2 separate regions of the Mus musculus genome follow, and region 1 is linked to region 2. A link is a loop called in an ENCODE intact Hi-C map of the cell type or tissue named here. Cell type or tissue: left cerebral cortex. All regions are shown on one strand. Each heading gives the region's core, and the rest is flanking DNA. Links, peaks and the distances in the headings are about the cores only. Region 1 holds the start of Zer1 (zyg-11 related, cell cycle regulator). Region 2 holds the start of Endog (endonuclease G).

Region 1 (11,983 bases), core at 1,834-9,833, 50 kb before region 2:
CTGAGTTCCAGGACAGCCTGGTCTACAAAGTGAGTTCCAGGGCTATACAGAGAAACCCTGTTTTGGAAAAAATAAATAAATAAATAAATAAATAAATAAAGGATCAATTCAAGCCTAGGTAGCATAATGGAGATGGGGGAAGGAAGGGGGAATGAGGGGAGGAAGGAGGAGGAAGAGAAGGGAGCCACAGACTACAAAGCATATCTGGTCCTTCCTCTGAGTGGACCCACAGCTGTCTTCACTGTGAACATTCGCATGTATATTAAACATCAGTAAAGAGATTTGAAAATGCTTGGCCCCAGCCAGGCATGGCGGTGCAGAGGCAGCATCTGTAGCCCAGGAGGAGAGGTGCAGCACACGCACCAGCGTAAAGGCAGGCAGGAGACCAGCACAGGTACCTCCTTCAGGACGGCTGCCTCCATCAGGATCAGCAAAATGTACACCAACCCACAATGAGATGCCTTTTCCCACAGCCAGCCAGCTCTACTGCAGACACCAGGCCCTGGTGAAGATACGGATGCTGGTGGGACTGTAAGGCAGTGTGACTCGAGCAGTAACTGGAGATGCTCAACAATATTGACTGCTGAGCGGGAATGTGCTTTCAAGGTTCAGCAAGTCTGCCCACAGGACCATACCCAACAGAGGTGCTGTGTGAGTGTGCAAACAGAGCCAGTGAGATGGCTTGGGGGTAAAGGTGTCTGCCATGTAAGCCTGCAGACCTGATTTCAAGCCCCAGAACACACAGTGGAAGAGACAACAGACACCCAGAAGTTGCCTTCTGATCTCCTTACAGGGACTGTGGCAGGTACATACCTACATTCTTACACATATCTAGTAATAAATGAAACTTTGAAAACACACTAAATATTGAAAGCAATATTCTATGTGACGGCCTCCAGAAGAAGAGACCCGTGAATGTCCACTGACATTTGCAGGGGATAAAAACAGTAAATTCACTGCCACACAGCACTGAGAACACAGTCAACCACTTGGATGACCCATAGAGTGTAACAGGAAGGAGTCAGAAGCAAGAGGACACTGTGTTTGCTCCAGGCGTGCTCCCTTCTGCTAATACATAGGAGGTCTATGTTGGGACAGGCCTGCGTCCTTGGCAAGGATGTGTGTACACTTGAGGGGAGTTTCTGGGTGCAGATGGGCTTTGGGTCTTTCCTCTCCGTGGACTCACAGGTTGTCTCCATTGTGAGTTGTCTCACAGTGGAGAATACTAGAATTCTATAAAGAGATTAAAAATGGTTGTTGCCAGCCAGGTGTGGTGGCACATTTTAGTCCTAGAACTTGGGAGGCAGAGGCAGGTGGTTAACTATGAGTTCAAGGCCAGCTTGGTCTATACAGAAAGCTCCGGCCAGCCAGGACTACACAGAGAAAACCAGTCTCAAACAGCAAACCAAAACATTGGGACCAATCAAAGGGATCCATACTTGGAAGAGATCTGGATGCATTCCAGTGCTAAGCAAGTTAATATAGTGTCAACAATGGCTGCAGAACTGAATCTTCATATTGCACTTAGGTGAACAAGAAACAGTTCCTACAGGTTGGAGATGGTACAGTAGTTTAGAGTGCATACTGATCTTGCAGAGATCAACCTAAGCTTGGCTCTGTGTGAGTACTATGTACTATGTATATAAACACCTTGGGCATCTGTGGATTTTGGTACCCAACCCAGTCTTCAACTCAATCCCTTGTGATACTGAACTTGAGACAAGTTTAAGTGTTCTGAGATGTAGTACAGCCCATGCTTACCACATGAGATTTGGAATGAATTCCCAACATCTACCCAAAAGCACAGGTGCTAAGGTCAGACAGACAGGTCTGTGTTCTGACTCCATTCCAGAATTTACTGGTAAACAATGTCACTTCTTCAGACCACAGTGTCCTCAGCTGGAAAACATGAGGATGATAACTCTTCTCCAGGGCTGGAGGAGTTGAGGGGATAGTGCTGCTCACGGCACACAGTGCATGAGCTCTGGTCGTGGGACAGATAAGGATGTGCGAGCTCAGAGACTCAAGGCTACACTGTACAAACTGGTGTCTGGCTCCGTCCTTACAACAGCACTTCTCAACCTGTGCGTCTTGACCCCTTTGGGAGGGTGGAATGATTCCTTCACAGGTTATAAGACCATTGGAAAGCATAGATATTTATATTATAATTCATCATAGAAGCAAAATTACAGTTATAAAGTAGCAATGAAAATTATTTTAAGATTGGGGGTTACCACAAGAGGAACTATATTTAAGGGTCACAGCACTAGGGAGGTTGAGAACCACAGCCTTAGAGGAAGGTTCCAAATGGGGTATGGGCTTAGCTTCTATGTCCACTCCTGAGCCCTTTAAGCTACTCAGGACAGGAGGCAAGAGACAACATTGCCTGCACTGGGGACGCTGAGATAGGAGGATGACTGGTTCAGGACCAACCTGAGCAACTTAGTAAAACCCCATATTAATAAAATAAAAATGGGGGCTGGAGAGGCAGCTCAGTGGTTAAGAGCACTGGCTGAGCCGGGCAGTGGTGGTGCACGCCTTTAATTACAGCACTTGGAGGCAGAGGCAGGTGGATTTCTGAGTTCAAGGTCAGCCTGGTCTACAGAGTGAGTTCCAGGACAGCTAGGGCTACACAGAGAAACCCTGTCTCGGAAAGAAAAAAAAAAGGGAGAGGGGCTCTGGCTGTTCTTCCAGAGGACTTAGATTCAATTCCCAGCATCTACATGGCAGCTCACAACTGTCTGTAACTCCAGTTCCAGGTGATCTGACATCTATCTATATATGTATATGTATACATATATGTGTATGTATAATTAATACACGGAGCTAGGAGAATTAAAGGCATGGGCCATTATGCCCTAAAACTAACTTACATTTCGTGTGTGTAGGGGGGAGATACATGCTCACAGAACAGACACACATGGAGGCCAGAAGAGAATGCCAAAACCCCAAGAGCTGGGGTTTGAGGTCACTGCAAGCTGCCTGATGCAGGTGCTGGGAACTGAACTCAGGTCTCTGTAAGAATAGTATGTACTTTAAAACAGTTATTTTTTCTTAGCTGTACTTAAGTTATTTGAGATGTGTGAGTATTTTGCCTGCATGTATGTTCATGGACTACATGCCTGCCTGGTGCTTGAAGGCAAAAGATGTCACGGCACCCCTGGAACTGGAGTTATGGGTGTTTGTGAGACACTATGTGGTACTGGGTCGCAAACAAGTACTCCTAACTGCAGCGCCAGCTCTAAGGCCCTGGTATTTTGACTTTTTCTTTTTTGTTTTTTGTTTTGTTTTGTTTTGTTTTTCGAGACAGGGTTTCTCTGTATAGCTCTGGCTGTCCTGGAACTCACTTTGTAGAGCAGGCTGGCCTCCAACTCAGAAATCCACCTGCCTCTGCTTCCTGAGTGCTGGGATTAAAGGTGTGCACCACCACGCCCAGCCTTCTTTTTTTCTTTAAAAGCAGCTATTAGGATTGCCACAGCCACGTTTAGCCACACTGCTCTCACTTCTATGTCAAGTAGGGTCTGTTCTCCCTAGACCCAGGCCTCCCACACAACCCATGCTTCACCCGGCCCAGTGGAAATGTAACACTCTCTGGGGATAGCACAAATGGACTTCTTGGACAGCCCTAAGACCTTCCTCACTTGCAGACCCCTTAAGCCTGGCCTTCAGCCTAATGACATCAGAGGGAGCAGCATAGCGAGGCCAGCCCTGCTGGGGACCAGCTTTCCAGCTTCCTTAGTTCCTGGACCCTCTCTAGTTTACCCCCTCCACAGGATGGCAAGAGCCCCAGGCCTGCTCACCTGTGGCCCCACACTTGTAACCCCTCCATCTGCTAGGACTGTCCAGTTCCAATCAGTGAGTATCTTGCCTCTACAAAGCATGAACTAAGTCCTCTTACAGAGCCCATTCTACCATCCCAATGTCTAGGGAGGCCCTACCCCATGAGGAGGGTCTTGCTGAGGCTCCCCTGAGTCAGATTTTCTGTGTAGCCCTGGTTGTCTTGGAACTCAATCTGTAGACCAGGCTAGTCCTTCAAGCTGACTGTTCCTGTAGTAATTATGGACCTAGCCATGAGCTACTGAGGACACAGGTCCTATAATGAGCAAACCAGACAAGGTCCTGCCTCTATGAAACATTCTGGCACTAGAAGGAGACAATCAGCTACCTAAAAAGAACCCAGATACAGTCACATCTCACGAACAGTGCTCTGAAGGACAGAGGAAGGGTCCCTGTCACTCTGGGCTGGAGCATCAGGGAAGGTTTGACATTTTAGCTAAGACCACAGAGATGAGTCCTAGCTAGCTCTGAATGCTCGAGGTAGGAAGACACATGCAATGGCTGAGAGCTTGGGGTACAGAGGATGCAGGCACTGAGAGCCCAGATCCATGGCTCCTGGGAAATGAACACAGTTGGTACTGAATACTAAGCGCGGGGCTTGGGGAAAGGGAAGTTTCAACAACAAACACCATGGCAGGAGTCACAGTGGACTGGCAGGATGCGATTCTCATGAGGCTGAGCGTGAGTTCACTGTCCCCAGAATACTGCTGAATCCCTATGGGCCAAGGTAGAACCTTGTGCCTGGCTGGGAAAGAACTGCCTTTTCTGCAGGGCTGAGCCCTGGCCCCAGGTAGCTACCCTGCGCTAGCTGGGCTGCACACATGGAAGGGACACCATAATATCAGTTGCCCAAGTCACCAAAGGCCTCCAGAGAACAGACTGGTGAATGGTGTCACCTGTGTTCACCTCCTCCAGGAGCCGACCCTACAGCTTTGAAGGGGTCAGGGCTATGGGGGATCTGGGTGAGCTGGGGAGGAAGGAGCTGCCCTCATTGGAACCAAAGCCTAGAGGCTCACGACACCCTACCACTCCACCCCTTGGAGCCTTTAAGGGTTTCCACTCTCAAGGCAGGTTCCAGCCATCTGGAATTCTGGCAACTGGAGACAGTTTGGACTCTGAAATTGCTAGACAACCAGAGAAGAACCCCATGTCTCTTTTCTTACAGGCTCGTTAAGACATGCTGGGGGAAGGGCAGTGGAAGAAAAGATGGAGAAAAACAACAGCAGCCCAGGCAGCCACCCCCGCTGTGCTGTACCACCTCCATCCTCTGTGCTTCCTGAGGGATACCCAGCTCCTTCCAGAATTTACTTCCTACAGTTTCTTATTTAAACCAGCCAAACATCACAGCCCAGTACTCTGTACCAATAGAGACCCATTCATTTGCATAACAATTTGTCTATGACCCTCCCCCCAGCTGCCAGCTCCAGAGGACAGACTGGCGGCTTGCACCCACCCCCACATCCTCTGTGCCTACTAGTGCCTGGCATTTAGGCGGAACAAAGGTTTGCTGTTGCCAGTATCACCTCACGATGGCACTCTGAGGTAGAGACGGCTAGTCACTTGCTGAAGACGACACGGAGAACCCTAAGTCCCACAAAAGGAGCCTGAGATGACACCTCTGTACATCTAAAGTGCTCACCAACCACACTGCTTCATTCATCCAGTCAACCAGCTAGAGAGAGAGTTAGCTGAGCATGGTGATGCACACCTTTAGTCTGAGTGCTTGGGAGGCAGAGGCAGGTGGGTCCCTCTGAGTCTGAGGCCAACCTGGTCTACAGAGGGTTTCAGGGCATCCAGGGCTGTTACACAAAGAAACCCTGTCTCAAAAAAAACCACAAAATAAAAATAAAATGATAAATGAATAAGAGAGTAACCAATGTTCAGAGGAGGAAGCAAGGGACCACAGCAACATCTTGACACCTAGGAAGAGAGACTCTGGGGAGCCAGAGGATCCAAACCTTGGAGCAGTGCCCATCCTGTGAAATGTTAACCCATGAGCTCTGGGAACCCTCTTTATAGAGGTTGAATGTCTTCCAGGAAGGAATAGGTCCCAGGCTGGAGATTAGGGACAGAACGCTGCTGTGTCGATAGTCCAGACAAGTGTCAGGGGACTCTCGGGGACAGAGGTGCAAGTGAGGTTAGAGAAAGACATCTACAGAGTCGATGCCTGCAGGTCACTGCTAGGAAGACACAGAATGGGGGAAGACTGCACATGCCCAGCATGCTGCTGGTATCTCTCCTGACAAAGTAACAATGCACACACACTGAGGAAGGACAGAACACTGGGGCAGGCTGCTTGGGTTCTGCTTGTGTAGTCAAACTTCCTAGTGCCTACACTGCTCAGCCCTGGATACCCACTGGCTCCCTTCATCCTCCCAGGAGGCAGGGATCGATCTACAGCCTGCAGGTGTGGCATCTGAGGCTGTGTGCCAAGCAGTCTGCACAGTACATAGATATGCGCTCTCCACTCAGTAGGTCAGACCTGGGCTTTCCAGCTTTCCAGGTCTGTTCTCGGAGGTGCCGCCTACAGCGACTTGGGCAAGCCTCATTTTCTCTTCTCTGCCATCAGAACCTCCTTACAACTCCAAGCATCCTTGAGCACTGACCACAGATGATCTGGTTTTCTGGTAATGATTCTATGGGCACCATGGACCAGGGCTAGAAGCTTCCTAAAAGTAGGGACCGTGCACAAGTCACAGGACCTCCATTGTATATTAAAGAGCACATGTTGGGCTAGCTGGGATCCTCCCGTTTGTCTCTCCATCTCTGGGATTACCAGTGCATGTCAGCAGATGGCTTCTGTATATGGGTGCCGGGGATTGAACTTGGGTCCTCGTGTTTGCAAGCATGCTTACAGTCTGAGCCATATCCCCAGGACTTTGCTCACTTCTGAAGCCAGAAACCCAGCTCTAGTGAATGAACCAGGTTTGATGTTGGTCCCCAAAGAGCTGACTCCATAGTGGTTTCTGAGCTCACATTCCTGGAATCAAGAACTGCAGCAGTGAGGCTAACGAAACACACCCACCAAAGGCAAGACCGTAAGATGCTTCAGTGGTTAGTGCTGCCGAGACTGAAAGCCTGCATTCAGCCTCGGGCCCCTCATGGTGGAAAGAGAACAACTCTTATAAATTGTCCTCGGGCCTCCACAAATGTGCTGTGGTACTTCCCTAAGTAACTGTTAAACACAAACGAACACCTGGAGGCAAAGTGGGCCCTGAGCATGTGGGCCCTAGATGCCCCTGTACGAACCCAGTGGCATGAACGGTAACAGCAAGTGTTCTTCACCACTGCGAGCATGAGTGAAGGATAAACTCTTCTCTGACCAGTGTCTGGTTTCATCCTACCGCTCTCTCCAGGGTCAGCAGGGGCAGGAGGACACCATTCTCTGCGTAAAGCAGGGAAAACCGAGGTTCAGAAGGAGCAACAGATTCACGTAACTATATACAATAAGCTGGCAGCAGAACTGTGCTAGGCCCTGGCTCACCACAGTGCTAGTCTGGGGTTCTGGTCAGAGAAGCTTTCTCTGCCGTTGAGGCTCCTGTCTTCTAATCACTGACTTTACACATTTACATGTTACTTAATTTTGTGGTGCATGGGGTGGGCCCCAGGGGTTTATGGACCCTAGGCAAGTGTTCTATCACTCAGCCATAGCCTCTGACCCTTGGCCTTGCATTTTCAAATCCTCTGGCCCTGCTCAGCCAATAGCACAGGCCTGATGATGTAGTCAGGTTCAAGGGCTGAGAAGATCTGGAGTTGTTCTCCTCAAAGGCTGCAGATTTTCAGCCTGTGCCAGGGGCCTTCAGAATTCACAGCCTCTACCTGAAGTTCGATCACACACTCAGTGCCACAGATAGGTCCAACACAGTTCTTTTCCAATCTGTCTGGAAGACATCGTTTTGCTTATATTATGTTACAGAATGGGGATATTCAGGGCTTGATTTTAAAAGTCCTTTTTGGGTCAGGCATGGTGGTACACACATATAATCTGATGGAACTGTATCAGGAGGCAGTTGCAGATCAAGCTCTATGAATTCAAGACCACATAGCAAGATTGAAGCCAGCCTTGTCTACATGAAACTGCCTCTAAATAAATAAATGAATAAATAAATGTATGTATGTATGTATGTATGTATGTATGGCCACCAGCTGGAGTTGGTGGCTCCTGTTTGCAGTCCTAGCCTTTGGGATGCTGAGGAGAACTGCTGAGTTCAAGCTCAGTCTGGATTCCACAGGCCGTTGCCAGTCTCACTACAGAGTGAGAACTTGTCTAAACAAACACAACAAACAATCAAGGCCAAGGTCACAGATACCCCGAAGAACAGACCATTACTTTTACCAGTGAATGGTGTCATAAAGTTCTACTTAGCTTCCCCCAGTATTCCTACAAATCCTATGAGCCAGGGGAGTCAGACAGAGCTGGTGATGCCTCCAGCTGATGCTAGAAAGAAGGGCTGCAGGACTGTGTCGTGGGTGGATCCCTCCTGTCATGTACCACACTGCCACACATGCACCCTGTAGCTTAGCAGTCCTATTCTACAGATGGAAAGACCGAGGCAGAAGGTCACCTGCTCACATTCTAACTACGAGGAAACAGTAATGTGACATGACTTTCCCGCAGAAATCTCTTTTAATTTCTGCCATGGATGTTCAGTACAGACAGCAAGAGGGCACTTAAAACACAGGGCTGAAGTACATTGGTCATTTGTCACCTCAGACAATTGATTCTTCTCCAACATTTCAAAAATTACAAATCAACCCTGCATCACAAGCCAGTCCCTAATATGTTCCCTGCGGTTATTTCTTCTCACTTGATTTCCTTGCCACCCACTCTGCCTCCTTCATTCAGACCCAAGCGGGTTCTCTTGCCACCACAGGATCTTTGCGCCTGCTGCTGAATGCTGAGCCCCCAGAAAGCTGTAATGACTTTCTACCTCACTCATCTCTGCTCAGACAGAAACCTCATTAGAGACCTTCCCTGACCATTCTATACAGAGGTCCCAGTCTCTGCTTCGTGACACCTATTACTATCAAACATGTTGTACGTTTATTTACTGAATAAGGCAAAGCACATCGACCCTTCATACCTAACAAGAACCTCTTGGTCAAAGCATAGCTTCTGTGACCCCCCTTTCAATGCTATCTCCACCGGTCACTCTAACTTGAAGCCTGTAGAGAACCATTCTGTCAGAAACATCATTGAGTTAGCTTTTCCCAGGCATTAGGCACCACTACCCCCAACCCTCTGCTCCCCCTCCCGTCTCTGTCATACACACAAGGCACAAGCAAACCCGGGGAAGCTTTGACTGGTTAAAGAGCAGCTAAATCTACCCAGAGCTAGCCAGAGCGGTCAGTTTTAGTTTCACCTCACCTATGGGAGCCATTGATCTTCAGCAAGCCCACCCGCTCTTTTCCGACCCTGTTGCACTATCTTGTACCTTGGCATCGCATTTTGGGAGCTGATCCAGGAGCCAAGCCATCCCTAAGCTTTTAAGTAGCACGGCTTCGGGGGTTGGGAGAAGACCTAAACTCATCCAACAGGTAGGAGGGGCAGAGGCTGGCCTCCTAAGCCCTACGTTGAGCCCCCATTTTGCAAGGGCGAGCGTCGTTCTCATTCTAGAGAGAGCTCAATTTTCAAGGCAAAATCCTCAGACCTGGGTGGCAGGCGACGAGCGCCATCCCACCACTAGCCTGTGGTGGACCTCTGCAAGGAGTCGCAGCGACAATGCTTAGACCCTGAGACAGGGTGAAGAAAAGGATGCAGGTACGTCTCTTGGCTCGGCATTTAGGACGTACCCTAGGAGGGGGCGGCCCTCAACGGGGAGACAGGATGCTTCGCAGGCTTACAAGCGGAGGCTGCGGCCCGGGGGAATCGGCGGCCAAAGCGCCGCAGGAGGTCGGATCCGGTCCGGGTCCGGGTCGGCGGGGCGGGGCGGGGCAGGGCGGGAATGCTGCGACCGGAGCCCCGGACGGAGGCCGTTCCCTTGCCCTCGGGCCGCCGGCTGCTTGGCTCCGGGCCCAGCCCCTCCCCCCGATCCTGTTCCGAAGGCTTGGAGAGCCTGTGGCTGCGGGTGTGCTGTCAACAAAGCGTCACTTCCGGGCCGCCCCTTAGCAGCAGAGGAGGGGTTCTCTCGTCTTGTCCCGCCGCGAACGTGGGCGGAGGCGGCTGAAGGTTCCGGGTTCTCTGGGCTGCTCCTGCCCAAGCTGAGGCCCCAGTCTCCACGTTAGCTTCCAGGGTTCCTTCTAGCGAGGGGCTAACTCGCAGGAGCAGGTTCAGGACAGGATTGACTCCATCTTACCTAGTTAGTGCTGACTCACCCGGTGCCCAACCCGACGTCTTTTGGGCGGTCTCTAAGCAGCCACCACATTGCCCCTCAAAATGTGCTCCTCCTTCTTTCCTTCACGAAAAGGGCCATTCACCCAGGAGCTGTCAGATAGCAGGAGTGAGGCTGTTCTTGGCCACTGCGTTTTCTTCTAGTCACCAAGGATCTCTTAACAGTTGTTTCTCTCTTCCTCCAATAGTGCCCTACTGTCCATCATTTTATCTTTCAAAAATATTATTTTAATTATGTACATAAGTGTATATGTGCTTATGCACGTGACGGCAGCTGCCTGCTGAGGACAATAGCCCCGGAGCCCATGAAGCTGAAGTTACAGGTAGTTGTAAGCCCCACAAACGTAGGAACCGAACAAGCTCTCTGGTCTATACTTCCTTTTCATTTTAAGATTTTTTTCCCATTTATTTATATGTGTGCATGCATATGCACATGTGCAGGAGATCAGAGCACTGTTGGCTGGAGAGGGTTCTCTACACCAGCCACGTTGGTTTCAGGGATCAAATTCAGTCCTCACCATGCTTGTACCAAGCACCCTTACATGCTGGGCCATCTCACTGGCCCCATCACCATTTCTTCTCTTGATTTCTACCATAGCCTCCGAACACAAATCCCTTCGTTCCTTCTGCAGTCTCACAATCAGGGCATCCAGACTTTTCATCTACCTTCTCTCCTTACCCAGTCCCTCAGTAAATTGTTTCCTTCTGGTCTCCTGTCCAGAACGTTCACAGTTGAAATCAGTGTGGGCTCTTTGCATCTCTGTCATTCTAAGCTCAAACAATCAGGCAGTAGGCTTAAACATTTTTCTTACTGCCCTCCACATCTGGTAAACTAACAACACTTTTTGCTTAAGGAATGCCCTGGAGTGAGGTTAGAGAGAAAGAAGGGAGGGGATGTGGAGGCTCAAACCCAGGTCCTGTGGCAGACAGGAATTCTATCATTGAGCGCGCGCACACACACACACAAAATACTATACATACACCTTAATCTTAGCACTCAGGAAGCAGAGATAGGCAGATTCCGTTAGTTTAAGCTAGTTCCATGACAGCCAAAACTACACAAAATAACCATGTCTCTAAAACAAAAAACAAAACAAGAAAAGGAGAAAAAATAAAAGAAAAGAGAAAGTAGATACCTTAAGTAGGAAGGTAAATAACTCAAAATAGGTTCAGGAAGTCCCTGAAACTAACCAGATTCACTAAGACCCTCCCTGCCAGAGAAAAGAATAAAAAGTTGAGAGTTCTTAGTCAAGCTGAGCTGCAAAGAAGATACTGAGACCAGACCAGCTACATGTAAGAAGAGGAAACAAGCTGAGCTGCCTATGAGAGATTTAGACCACAGTCAGGTGGAAAGTACATTTCCCAGTCTGTTTAGCTCTCTGCAGACTATGCTCTGTGCTATAGGTTTCCAGCTTTTCTGAACTGTCATCTTCGCAGAGATGTGCCTTGGTCATGCCACTGTCTTTGAGTCATTTCTGTTCCTGTAAGTAATACCAATAAAACTCACTAGCTCACCAAACTGGACTGTGGTGGTATATTTGGTCTGTCCGGAATTCCCTATCCGGGGTGAGTAGACATGCATGTTGTTAACTTTCTAGGAAAAAATTGTCACATAACACCCTGTGTATGGCAATCCTAACTCAGCAATGTATTGAAACAATTCTACATGCACGACTGTCTTAGTTTAGGGTCACTATTGCTGTGAGGAAACACCATGACCAAAAGCAAGTTGTGGAGGAAAAAGTTTATTGGGCACACACTTGTCCATCATAGTCTTTGAAGGAGGTCAGAGCAGGAACTCAGATGGCAGAAGCC
Region 2 (11,983 bases), core at 1,536-9,535:
GAGCAGAGCCTTGTCTTGGTTCCGTCTTTATCTCGCGCTGCCTAGTCCCCTTCTTCTCTTCCAGGTTTCTAAGATGCCTTTCCAGACTTGAACCCAAACATGTGAGCTGCAGGCCGGACACAACAGTAGAGTAAGGCCTTCTTTGTCAAGGCTCAATAGCCCAATATTTTTAGGGCCTCTAAGATGTCCTGAGTCTTTGTTTTGTTTCTGTTGCCACTGGAAAGCCATTTATAAACTGATGAAGAGACTTGATCTTCATGTTTTAGCAAGACAGAATATTGAACTTTATTAAAAATCAACAACAACAGGAAAACTGTTGGGTTTCCCTTTTACTCTTAGGGTTACCCTGGGGTTGGGGATGGGGCACTTTTGACCTCAGGGCCTCCCTTAACTCCTTCTTCTGAAGTTGTCTGTTTTAGGCATCTCCTATGGTCTTCTAGTTTGTCCATGGCTGCCAACAGGATCTTTGCCCATTCTCGAATCTGTTGCTTCTCTCCTCTCATCTGCTTTTCCTCTGCAGTCTCTCTCTTTTTTAAAAATACTCTCTGTCACTATGACTAAGTTTCTCTGACTCCTTTCTCCTAACCTCTCAACCCTCTGGAGCTCTTTCTTCTTTCTCCCCCCCCCCCCCCAGACAGGGTTTCTTTGTGTAGCCCTGCCTGTCCTGGAACTCACTCTGTAGACCAGGCTGGCCTCAAACTCAGAAATCAGCCTGCCTCTGCCTCCCAACTGCTGGGACTAAAGGTGTGCACCACCACTGCCCCGCTGGAGCTTTTTCTTAATATCTGGTGCTGCCTGATTAAAAAAAAAAAAAAAAAAAAAAGCTAGAGTGACTGTTGCTTTTGCTTCTGGTGATGCAGGGTCCATGGGGGTGTACTGTTGAAATGTCTTCAAAAGCTGCAGGGCTTTCATTTTCTCTCTGCCTAATTTGTGGACCATCTTGCAAGCACTTTGAGACCTGACAGAAGAGTCTGATGGTAGACCAAGATGGTCTTAACTTTAATTGTGTTAAAATCCCAATCTGGGAGAGTTAGGGGAAAGCAAGCATCAGTTGCTGCTTGGTTACTGATGGGCTCCCCTATGGGTCCAAGAACAAGCTTTCTGCCTCTTCTGTGGTGAAGGGAACCTGCAGAATGTGGTAGATGTAGCCTGTCTCATGTTAATACATCCATCAAAGTTCAAGTCACTTAATTCATCACAGTCCTCTAGTCAAAGTCACTTCTTCAATGTCATCTTGTAATGAGAAACACAAATACAACACACAAAACACAACAAATGAGAAAAAAAGGAGAAACAACCAGAAAGTGGTACACACACACCAGAAAAGAACCAGATTGGTGGGTGTCCTGGAGTCCATGCCCACCCCAGACTGAGACTCAGGATGTCTCCTGGACCCACCTTAGCCACAGTTCCCAGATACATCTATCTTTTGTTTTGTTTTGTTTGTTTGTTTTTGTTGTTGTTGTTTTTGTTTTTCGAGACAGGGTTTCTCTGTATAGCCCTGGCTGTCCTGGAACTCACTTTGTAGAGCAGGCTGGCCTCAAACTCAGAAATCTGCCTGCCTCTGCCTCCCAAGTGCTGGAATTAAAGGTGTGCATCACCACTGCCCTGCAATACATCTATCTTTAACTGCAGTCATCCACAGGTATAAAATCAAGGCCTTGTTCCCAGATGGGTGAGGAGCCCATGCCTACCCAAATTGAGGCTTGGGAGGTCTCCTGGCTCCACCACAGTCACTGCTTCCAGACACATCTGTCGTAAACACAAACTGGCCACGGAAACAAATTTAAGGCCTTGTTCTCAGAAAGATGTGCCACCATTTGGAGTCAGCAAACAGAGAAAGGCACAACCAGAACCAAAACCAACCAAAACCAGAAAAATACAGTTTGCAGTAACAAGTGCCAACCAGAAGGTGGCGCTCTCACACATGACAACTCATAGTACTGCACAGATGTTTACTGAGACCTGTAAAACTTACCATGGCAGTATAAGTCATTTATCTTTACACAAGTTTTCATTCCACTCTGTAGATCTCACAGAAAACTTCTAACATTTAGACAAATTAGCCGCCACACAAATCACAAGCTTTTGAGCCACTTTGCAAGTACTCACTTGCTCAGACCTCATAGGAAGCTTCTGACACTCAGATTCCTTAGCAGGGCTCAAACCTAGAAGAATTGCCATGGCAACACAAGCCACCAGTTTCCACACAAATAAATCATCTCAGCATGACTGGAAGAGTTTCACATTTACCTTTACACAAGCTTGTTCTGTTCTGTTCTGTTTGGCAGATTTCACAGAAAGCTCAGACAAATTCAGCTCTCAGACAGGCAAAAAGCAGGAACTTTAACATGGTATTACAAACATAAAAAACAAAAATACCTAGACTGGTTTTGCCCCTCCAGATTGCTAGTCCTGTGTATCATGGGGAACTTTTCAGCCAACACATCAAAATGTAGTGCCAGGGAATGTGATTAACAAAAACAAGACAGGTGCCGGGCGTGGTGGCTCATGCCTTTAATCCCAGCACTTGGGAGACAGAGGCAGGTGAATTTCTGAGTTCGAGGCCAGCCTGGTCTACAGAGTGAGTTCCAGGACAGCCAGGGCTACACAGAGAAACCCTGTCTCAAAACAAAACAAAACAAAACAAAACAAAACAAAACAAGACAGGAGCTGATCTGATGCATCTCACAGCAGGGTCTTCATTCTATTTGAAGTCCCCCGACCCCTATCCAGTGCACCACTTTCATGCAAGAGGGTTTTGGTGGTGGTGGTGAACCCTGAATATCTATCAGGTCAAGGCTTTATAATAAGCAGCAAGTGGGGAGCAGGGGAGGGTTAAGCGTGCAAGCATCTAATTGGAAAGCTACCGTGACTTTTAACATAAATGGCTGGTGCTGGAGTCATATCCTAAATTTATATTCCTGTCATCAACTGCATCAGTGGTCGTTAGGCAGGGGGTGGGCTTGTAACCTGGGGGTTACCTTTGTTGTTTGTTGGGGGAATAACCTGGAGACACTGGTCTTGTTGGGGATTAGTCTAGAGACTGGAGCTAGGCTTGGGTTTTGTTGGGGGCAGGGGAGTGGCAACTTGGAAACTAGTGCTAGGTACCAGCCTGTTTATCTGAGTTCAAACTTAGATCAGGTTCTCTAAAATGCAGTCTGAACTTAAACAATTTGGCCTCCCAAGCACATCCTTGCTGTCTTCAAACACACTAGAAGAAGGCATCGGATCCCATTACAGATGGTTGTGAGCCACCATGTGGTTGCTGGGAATTGAACTCAGGACTTCTGGAAGAACAGTCAGTGCTCTTAACCACTGAGCCACCTAACCAGCCCCTGTCCTCTGTCTCTTATTTGTGGCATGTGATGGCTTCCCCTCCTTTGGAAAAGTGACATGAGTCGAGCCCTGTGCCCATGGTGTGAGGTGTGGCTGGCTTAGCACTCGCTCAGATGAGGTAAGGCTGTCCTCAGTGTACATTCCCCTCAGCTACCTGTTCGTGATCCATCACATATAATGAATATCTTCTGCTCCCCATCTTTTTTGTCCAGCCCGGTAACTAAAACCCTGCCTACCTATTCTCCCCAGTGATTGGCTGTCACCACTTTTATTTAACCAGTCAGAGAAGATAGGTGAGCGAAGTTCATACACATCGTCTGGTGGCTGTGATCCTGCGCTTGTCTAGACTACAACCAGATCTTCAGGTCCAGTGTTTGACATCTGAATACATAGCAGCACCAGACCAAGCACTGCCGTGGGCATAGGCCTCTTTAGACTACTTCCTGCTGATTAGGGGCATTGGGTTCCATGGGGGCAGATCTGTTTGTTTGTTTGTTTTCAGTTTTTTGAGACAGGGTTTCTCTGTGTAGCCCTGGCTGTCCTGGAACTCACTTTGTAGACCAGGCTGGCCTCAAACTCAGAAATCCGTCTGCCTCTGTCTCCTAATTGCTGGGATTAAAGGCGTGAGCCACCACACCCGGCCCATGAGGCGAATCTGACATCCATCCTCAGGATATCTCCAACCAGCAATCCAGCAAAACAGCAATAGCAACAATGGACCAATAGCAAATGCAGCAGCAGGGACCAGTGGCAGCAGGGCCCACAGCCATCACAGGCCCTCTCAGGGTTCTCAGCTTTATTCCCTTTCAAGAGTCCCCAGAATTACAAACATAAACTATCTGCAGCTGCCAAAAATGCTGTCCCTCCTAGAGCATGAGACAATCATAGTTATCGGCTGTGCACAGTCTGAAGCAGCCCCATATCCCACACTTGGGATTAAAACAAAATCATGTTCACGAAATATAACTGTGGTTTTTTTGTTTTTTTTTTTTTTGGTTGGTTGGTTTTTTTGTTTTGTTTTTTGTTTTTGCTGTTGTTGTTGTTTTGAGACAGGGTTTCTCTGTATAGCCCTGGCTGTCCTGGAACTCACTTTGTAGACCAGGCTGGCCTGGAACTCAGGAATCTGCCTGTCTCTGCCTCCCGAGTGCTGGGATTAAAGGCATGTGCCGCCACCGCCCGGCTATAACAGTGTTTTTAGAGAAACCAAAGTTGTAGGCTTTAGAGATGGCTCAGAGGTTAAGAGCACTGACTTCTCTTCCAGAGGCCTTGAGTTAAATTCCCAGCAACCACATGGTGGCTCACAACCATCTGTAATGGAATCTGATGCCCTTTTTCAGTGTGTCTGAAGACAGTGTACTCACATATATAAAACAAATAAATCTTTTTAAAAGAAAAAAAAAGAAAAGAAAAGAAAAGAAAGCAAGCAAAATTCTGGTCACTTGAGCTGAATCCTTCACCTTAGAACTGCAGAGGCTGCACAGTTCAGAATATAATGGGTCCCGAGAACTGAAGCTATAGGACATTGTGAGCTGCCTGTCACTTAACTTGGGTTCTCTGCAAGAGTTGAATATGCTCTTTAAAAAACAAAATTATGGGGCTGGTGAGATGGCTCAGGTGGGTAAGAGCACCCGACTGCTCTTCCGAAGGTCCAGAGTTCAAATCCCAGCAACCACATGGTGGCTCACAACCATCTGTAACAAGATCTGACTCCCTCTTCTGGAGTGTCTGAAGACAGCTACAATGTACTTACATATAATAAATAAATAAATCTTTAAAAAACAAAACAAAACAAAATTATGTTGTCTATATAGGTGTTTGCCTACAAATCCTTTGGTGTTACAGATGGTTGTGAGCCACCATATAGGTGCTGGGAACTGAACCTGGGTCCATTGCTAGACCAACATGTGCTCTGAACTGCTGCACCATGTCTCCAGTCTACAACTTTGTCTTTTTTTTTTCATTTTTTCAACAGTCTGTGGTGACATACACCTTAAATTCCAGCACTTAGGAGGCAGAGGGAGGCGGATCTCTGAGTTCGAGGCCAGCCTGGTCTACAGAGTGAGTTCCAGGCCAGCCAGGACTACACAGAGAAACCCTGTCTAAAAAAATCCAACCAAGCAAACAAGCCCAAGTTTCATCATAACATGTTCACACATGTACACGGTATTTGTATGATTTCCCTCCATTGCCTTCTTACCCATCAACACCTGCAGATGCCCTATTTCCCAATGTATCTTAAAAGAAAAAAAATTATTATTCAGGCTAGAGAGATGGTTCAGATGTTAAGAGCACTGGCTATTCTTCCAGAGGTCCTGAGTTCAATTCCCAGCAACCACATGGTGGCTCATAACCATCCATAATGAAGTCTGGTGCCCTTTTCTGGACTGCAGGTATCGTGCAGGCAGAACATTGTATATGTAATATATAAATAAATCCTTTTACAAAAAGAATTATTCTATGGATATGAATACACTGTCTTCAGACACACCAGAAGAGGGCATCTGATCCCATTACAGATGGTTGTGAACCATCACGTGGTTGCTAGGAACTGAACTCAGGACCTCTGGAAGAGCTCTTAACCCCTCAGCCATCCCCCCAGCCATCCCCCAATTATCTTTTAATGTATAATTGGTTTTGTCCCATGCTAATGAGTGTGGCTCTGACTGTACACTCTCAGCCCTATTTTCTTCAGTTTTTATGTATCGGTCTTCCTCCGTCTTAATAGGTTGTAAGGAAGTTGATGTCTTAAAATATTCATAAGTTAAATACTATTCCATCTGAAATGTAGGAAATATCTTTAGCCAGCCCCTGACCTACGGACAGGAAACATTGGCCAACACAACATACTTCCCAGGCCAAACCCTTTAAGTGGGTTGAAAAGTATGACCCTAGCATAGCTATTTTCTCTAACCTTATATAGCAAGCTTAGGTTCCAGGCGGCTATCAATAGCTACACCTGCATTCTTCTGTTAATCAATCTAGAGAAATCCTTCGCTCGTTTGGTGGCAGGAGGGTGGGTGCACCTGAGGGGTCTGACAGATCTGGGGTTCTGTCCTGTTTAAAAGCAGGGCCATGTGAGGTGTACATGGCGAGGCGGAGCCCGACGTGGAACGACCAATGGCAAGCGAGTAGGGCGGCACCAGGACCCAGCTACGTCTTAAAAGGGCAGCTGAAGGGCGTCGGGGGCCACGCCAGCACAGGCTCCTTCACTCTGTGCTAACATCAGTAGCGTCCTTGTCCTCCGGTAGGCATGCGCGCGCTGCGGGCCGGCCTGACCCTAGCGCTGGGCGCGGGGCTGGGCGCCGCGGCAGAGCATTGGCGGCGGCGGGAGGGCAAAGCGCCGGGGCTGCTGGGCCGAGTGCCATTGTTGCCGGTGGTCGCGGCCGATCTTCCCGCGCTGCCGGGGGGACCGGCGGGCGGCACCGGGGAACTGGCCAAGTACGGGCTGCCCGGCGTGGCGCAGCTCCGGAGCCGCGAGTCCTACGTGCTTAGCTACGACCCGCGCACGCGCGGTGCGCTCTGGGTGTTGGAGCAGCTGAGGCCAGAGCGGCTCCGTGGCGACGGGGACCGTAGCGCCTGCGACTTCCGCGAGGATGACTCTGTGCACGCGTACCACCGCGCCACCAATGCGGACTACCGCGGCAGTGGCTTTGACCGCGGCCATTTGGCCGCCGCCGCCAACCACCGCTGGAGTCAGCGGGCCATGGACGACACCTTCTACCTGAGCAACGTAGCGCCTCAGGTAGTCTCGGACCCTGGTCGCCCGCCCGACTGCAGCGTCTAGATCTTACTTTACACGTGCACCGTGGCGGGAGGGAGGAATCTTACAGTGGCACTGCAGAATCCGGGGTTTATCCTTCTTCAGCCTCCCGTGGGAAGCAGTGCACCAAGTAGTGACGGGCTGCAGCAATGCCTGTCAGCAAGCCACCCAGTGTGCTTCCTCAGGGAACCCGGGAGCTTGACTCCTCAGTCTACCCTGCTGGCCTAGGGCCAGTCAGGCCTCCAGGGCACACTGTTAGCACTGCACCTGCTCCCAGCAGGGTCTTGATTGTGAAGTAGGTTCCTGGGACATCCACCCAGTGGATGGAGATGGACAGGAGACCATATCCCACCCCACACCTTTTGTTGCTCGATTTTCCAGGCTGCCCAGGAACTCAAGAGATCTGCCTGCCTCTGCCTCCTGAGTGCTGGGATTAAAGGTGCACACCAGCACTGTCCAGTCCCCGTGCCTTTAGAGCTTGACCTAAGGTTTGGGAGTTCCAAGAGACCTTGGGGGTCTCTGAATGACTAATGTCCCCTCCTTCCTCCTTCCCTTGAGATGGGGAAAGCTTAGAGCATTGGAGTGCCAGGAATGGAGTGTGGCTAGCACTGGCTCAAAAACTGTAGTCACAGAGCCGTAAGGAGGGAGCCCTTCTTTGAGCCCTTGTCCTTCAAATGTTTGGGCATTGACATTAAGAGCTGGGGCATGCCTAATGGAAGGTCCGAGGTGTGCTCCTGAGCCTCGCTTCTCCCACCAGGTGCCACACCTCAACCAGAATGCCTGGAACAACCTTGAGAGGTACAGCCGCAGCTTGACGCGAACTTACCAAAATGTCTATGTCTGCACGGGGCCGCTTTTCCTGCCCAGGTAAGCCTGTAGCTGACGGGGCCTCCGACTCCTGTTCTCCAACCTTGGGCTTTCTGTGTCACTGTAGCCAGAGACCTTTGGGTGGCCTAGAACTCTGCTGTGCCCTCAGGTGCCTGGCCCCACACCTGCCTTTGCTCCCCACGTCTGACCTGCCTTACCACCTGTAACCCGTGGCTGCACGGGAGGCTGTCACCCTTGCCTCTGACGTGCTAAGGATTCCTGGCAGACAAATGAGCTGAGCTCCTCGGGAGGGCACAGAAAGCAGCAGCAGCAGCAGCAGCAGCAGCAGCAGCACGGGCTGCAGCACGGGCTGCAGGAGGCAGCGGCTGCTGCGGAAACCAGAAGCTACAGGCATCCACTACAGGCCATCTGGCGTGGCGCGGTGTGACGCCACCCGAGCACCAGGCTGGGGCTGGGGTTCCCCAGCATGGCCTCCCACTCGTGCTTGTTAGGTGTACTGCCTACGGGACAGGTTACAGTCACGTGAGCATAGGTGAGCATCAGGGTCTAGAGAGCTCATTCCTCTAGCTGCGTTTATTGCCTCCCATTCTGTCTGAAGCAGTATTGGGCAGAAAAGCAGAGGTTAAGCATTGGTCCCCACCTTACATAGTTCCCAGACCCAAGGAGGCACCAGGCCCAGCACAAACTTCTTGCTTGTTGGAAGTTAGGAAGGCTTCCTGGAAGAGGTGACCTTGTATGTAACCAGGCCTCTTGGCCATGCGCCCGGGTCTATCCACAGGACCGAGGCTGATGGGAAGTCCTATGTGAAGTACCAGGTTATTGGGAAGAACCACGTGGCAGTGCCCACACACTTCTTCAAGGTGCTGATCCTGGAGGCAGCCGGTGGGCAGATCGAGCTACGTTCCTACGTGATGCCCAATGCCCCCGTGGATGAGACCATCCCTCTGGAGCGGTTCCTGGTGCCCATCGAGAGCATCGAGCGGGCCTCGGGATTGCTCTTCGTGCCCAATATTCTGGCTCGAGCTGGAAACCTCAAGGCTATCACTGCTGGCAGCAAGTGATGGTGGAGGACTCACTGGAGCCCCTGGGGAGATGGGCTGACTCACATTAAAGGCAGTTATTTTTGGAGAGAAGACTTGACCATCTCTACTCCCATGATCCTCCTGTCCTGCTGCTTCCTCTACATCCTGGGTCCAGAAAGCGGGGAGGCGGGCCTCGATCCCACCTGGGTGAGACCAGGCTGCAGAGCAGCCAGCGAGATGAGTATGGCCTCCTGGAAGAAAAGAAGTTGGTTGGGACCAGGAAGCCAGGCAGCCTTCCCAGCTGCTTGTTTTCAGGCCCCATGTGAGACCTACCTCAGGGTCAGGAGGGATACTGGTGGAACAGTAATTAGTGATATGGGCAAGACTTCAGAGACAGGGAGACTGGGGCTGCCCGTCTGCATAGTCACTGCCCCTGAGGCTGACAGCAACAGAGCCTCCCCCATAATATCCACAGGCACTGAATCCCATGCTAGTCTCCAGGATGGGTGCATAGATCCTGTGGATGCTCAGAGCTTGTGGCACACTTTCCCCCAACACCCAGAGGGACCTAGGATACAACCAAGGAAGCGGAAGCAAGAAGCCCTGCAGAGGGACAGACAGACAGATCACCTGGGTCCCTCAACCTAAGAACACAGGGCTACCACAGGGCACAGGGCCAGGACTGCAACTCTTAATTGCTCTTGTGTTCAGTCCCTGCTACTAGTTGGCTGTGGTAAAGATCCCAGCTTCAGAAAAGCTCTTTAGGCTGGGGCTGGAGAGATGGGTTAGGAGTACTGGCTGCTCTCCGGGAAGTCTTGAGTTCAATTCTCAGAATCCACATAACAGTTCATAACTATTGACACCTGTAGTCTCATGGGATCCGATGCCCTCTCCTCATGTGCACAAGCACACGCAGACAAAACATTCATAAGTAAATTTTAGAAAAGGCACGCAAGGTGGGCTGCAAGAACTCGGGCTGCGGCTCACCTCGGTGCGGATGGTACGGCTGCCCTGGCTAAGGCATGTGTTGACATAGAAGTCGAAGAGGACACTGGGGTCAGCCACTTCAAGGTTCGGGTCAGCATCCACTGCAGCTTCTAGCCCTTGGAGGCCTCCAAACACCACAAGGGCATGCCTGGGACCCAGAGAGGGGGACACTGACTTCAAGGCTCCACTGGATGCAGGCTCCAGAGCTTTAAGTCCCTAACCCTCTGTAGAGCAGGGCCCAGTTCCTATTCTAGACAGCACACACCTGAAGCTGGGCAGCTGGGCAGAGGCCACGTCGGAGCCACGTTCTGATGTCCCAATGGTCAGGTCGTACCCATCCTGGAAGGGAGCCTCAGCAAACACAGCGCCTGGGAGTGGGGCAGGCTCAGGTAAAGAAGACACCTACTGCTCTTGGGAAGTTGACCTTGGCTGTGGTAGGCAGAAGGAGCTCCCAAGCCCCAGACAACATTCAGCAGCCATGATACTTGTCTTGAGACTGCAAGGTCTCGCTCTGACATATCTAAGCTGGTCTCAGACAGACAGTGAGATTCCTGTGCTGGCCTCCCTAGTGCTGAGACTGCAACAGGATGGGGGCCAAGCACATCCTGTTCTCAGATTTCTTAGCATTCACAGAGATGTTCAGGGAGACTAGGGTACCAGAGATGTGACCAGAGGCTAGAGGAGGCACCTCCTAAACATACACACAGTTGGGTAGGACAGAGACCCTGATCTGACTTGTGGGTCTCACAAGTGGGACAGATGGACATTCAGGGAAGGGAATTCAGCTCTTACTGAGGCAAGAGGCCAGCCGGACAGTGTAGCCCCAGTAGAGACCAGCTTTGGTGCGGGGGTCCTGTGATGACACAACTGTTCCTTTGTATGTCTTGCATTCTGGGAAACAAAACAGGCTATGAAGACCAAGGAAACTGGTAGGTAGAGGCGGCTTGGAAGAGGCTCTGAGCCAGGCAGCTCTAAGGGCCCAGGAAGCTCCCCCTACCTGGGAGCTGCTGCTGGTTCAGTCGCACGGTCACCCGAAGTCCAGGGTCCAGTTTCTTGTCAATCTTCACCTCCTGAAGAGAAGCTAGAGGGAGTGAGTGAGTGCCACACCGTGAAGGGGACACGTTGTCAGATAACCCAGGTCAGCCTGCCCCGTCCAGGGTCCATGGAGGCCACAAGAGGGCACCAGATTCCCTGAAACCACCTGATGTTAACCGCCATGTGGGTGCTGGGCACTGAATGTGGGTCCTCTGCAAGAGTAGCCAGTGCTCTTTAAACTGAGTCACCTCTCCATCCTCGAGGGGCTCATAGCTTGAGCCCTACTTTGGGATAACTAGTGTTTCTCAGCAGGCCTGGAGTTCAGGTCTCCTCATTCATGTGTCCTTACCTTTTATAGCTAGCAAGTGTCCCCAAGTGTACCACAGCCCACCTTCCCAATCCTACCTTCTTCATTCCACAGTTGACCAAAGAGCCATGGCCTGCCTTGGTGGGCCGGTCCACCACGACGCCTTCTCGAAACTCAGACTCTTCGTCCTGACGCATGTGGTGAGGGCTGTCCAAGGGGTTGAGGATTCCTGGGCAGGGAACAGGAGGTGATGATAGGACCAGGCTCTACCCCTAGCCTGTGTTCCCACCTGGATCCATCTTGGTGCCTAAGGCTGAGTCATGGGAAATGGGGCAGGCACACTAGCTGTACCTGCAAACTGCAGATCTTGGTGCTTGGGGAAGAACGCCTTTCTCAGGTACCTAGGGAGGAATGCATCTGTCAGGTCCATCCTGGGGAGGCTGCCTCCCAGCCACTGCCCTCACCTCACACTTACTGTGGACACTCCAGGTACTGTAGGATGCGGGCCAGCTGGACACATGCCTGCCCTTTCTTGCCAACTCCCCTGAATTCTCCTTCCACACTCCTGGAAAGATTAAGACAGACCTCAAGATCCAAGTGCTGGGCTTATTATACTTTTTTTTTTATTTTCTTTCTTTTTCATTTGTTTTTGGGGACAGGGTTTCTTGGCATAGCCCTGGCAGTCCCAGACCTTGCTCTGTAGAC

The links. A loop is a pair of places that touch in the nucleus more often than their neighbours do. Peaks named below come from ENCODE experiments on the same cell type or tissue, not always from the same donor. Only the 100,000 strongest peaks of a DNase experiment are listed, where the experiment ranks them.
Region 1: a loop joins it to region 2, with 1.9 times the contacts of the local background. A loop is called at or near these places in 12 of 42 quality-filtered maps.

What each region holds. Positions count from the first base shown.
Region 1 is chr2:30,114,646-30,126,628 of GRCm38, forward strand. Zer1 (zyg-11 related, cell cycle regulator) reads right to left here and starts at 9,966. Exons shown (of 16, transcript NM_001290503.1): 1 at 9,631-9,966. In left cerebral cortex, for the core only: CTCF peaks have their summits at 5,105 and 5,317; DNase peaks (open chromatin) are centred at 5,163, 5,894, 8,334, 8,699 and 1 more place; H3K4me3 peaks cover 1,931 bases; H3K27ac peaks cover 5,349 bases.
Region 2 is chr2:30,164,986-30,176,968 of GRCm38, forward strand. Endog (endonuclease G) reads left to right here and starts at 6,539. Exons shown (of 3, transcript NM_007931.1): 1 at 6,539-7,081; 2 at 7,857-7,966; 3 at 8,706-9,084. The coding sequence starts at 6,590. The coding sequence ends at 8,988. It overlaps Spout1 (SPOUT domain containing methyltransferase 1), which reads right to left. Exons shown (of 12, transcript NM_172660.4): 5 at 11,754-11,843; 6 at 11,630-11,679; 7 at 11,377-11,507; 8 at 10,934-11,006; 9 at 10,729-10,827; 10 at 10,202-10,304; 11 at 9,937-10,084; 12 at 8,462-9,200. The coding sequence ends at 9,108. Gm31080 (a long non-coding RNA gene) reads left to right here. Exons shown (of 4, transcript XR_866091.1): 3 at 65-130; 4 at 5,312-5,350. In left cerebral cortex, for the core only: CTCF peaks have their summits at 1,912 (motif pointing right), 5,849 (motif pointing right) and 6,054; DNase peaks (open chromatin) are centred at 6,502, 6,833 and 8,695; H3K4me3 peaks cover 1,638 bases; H3K27ac peaks cover 1,377 bases.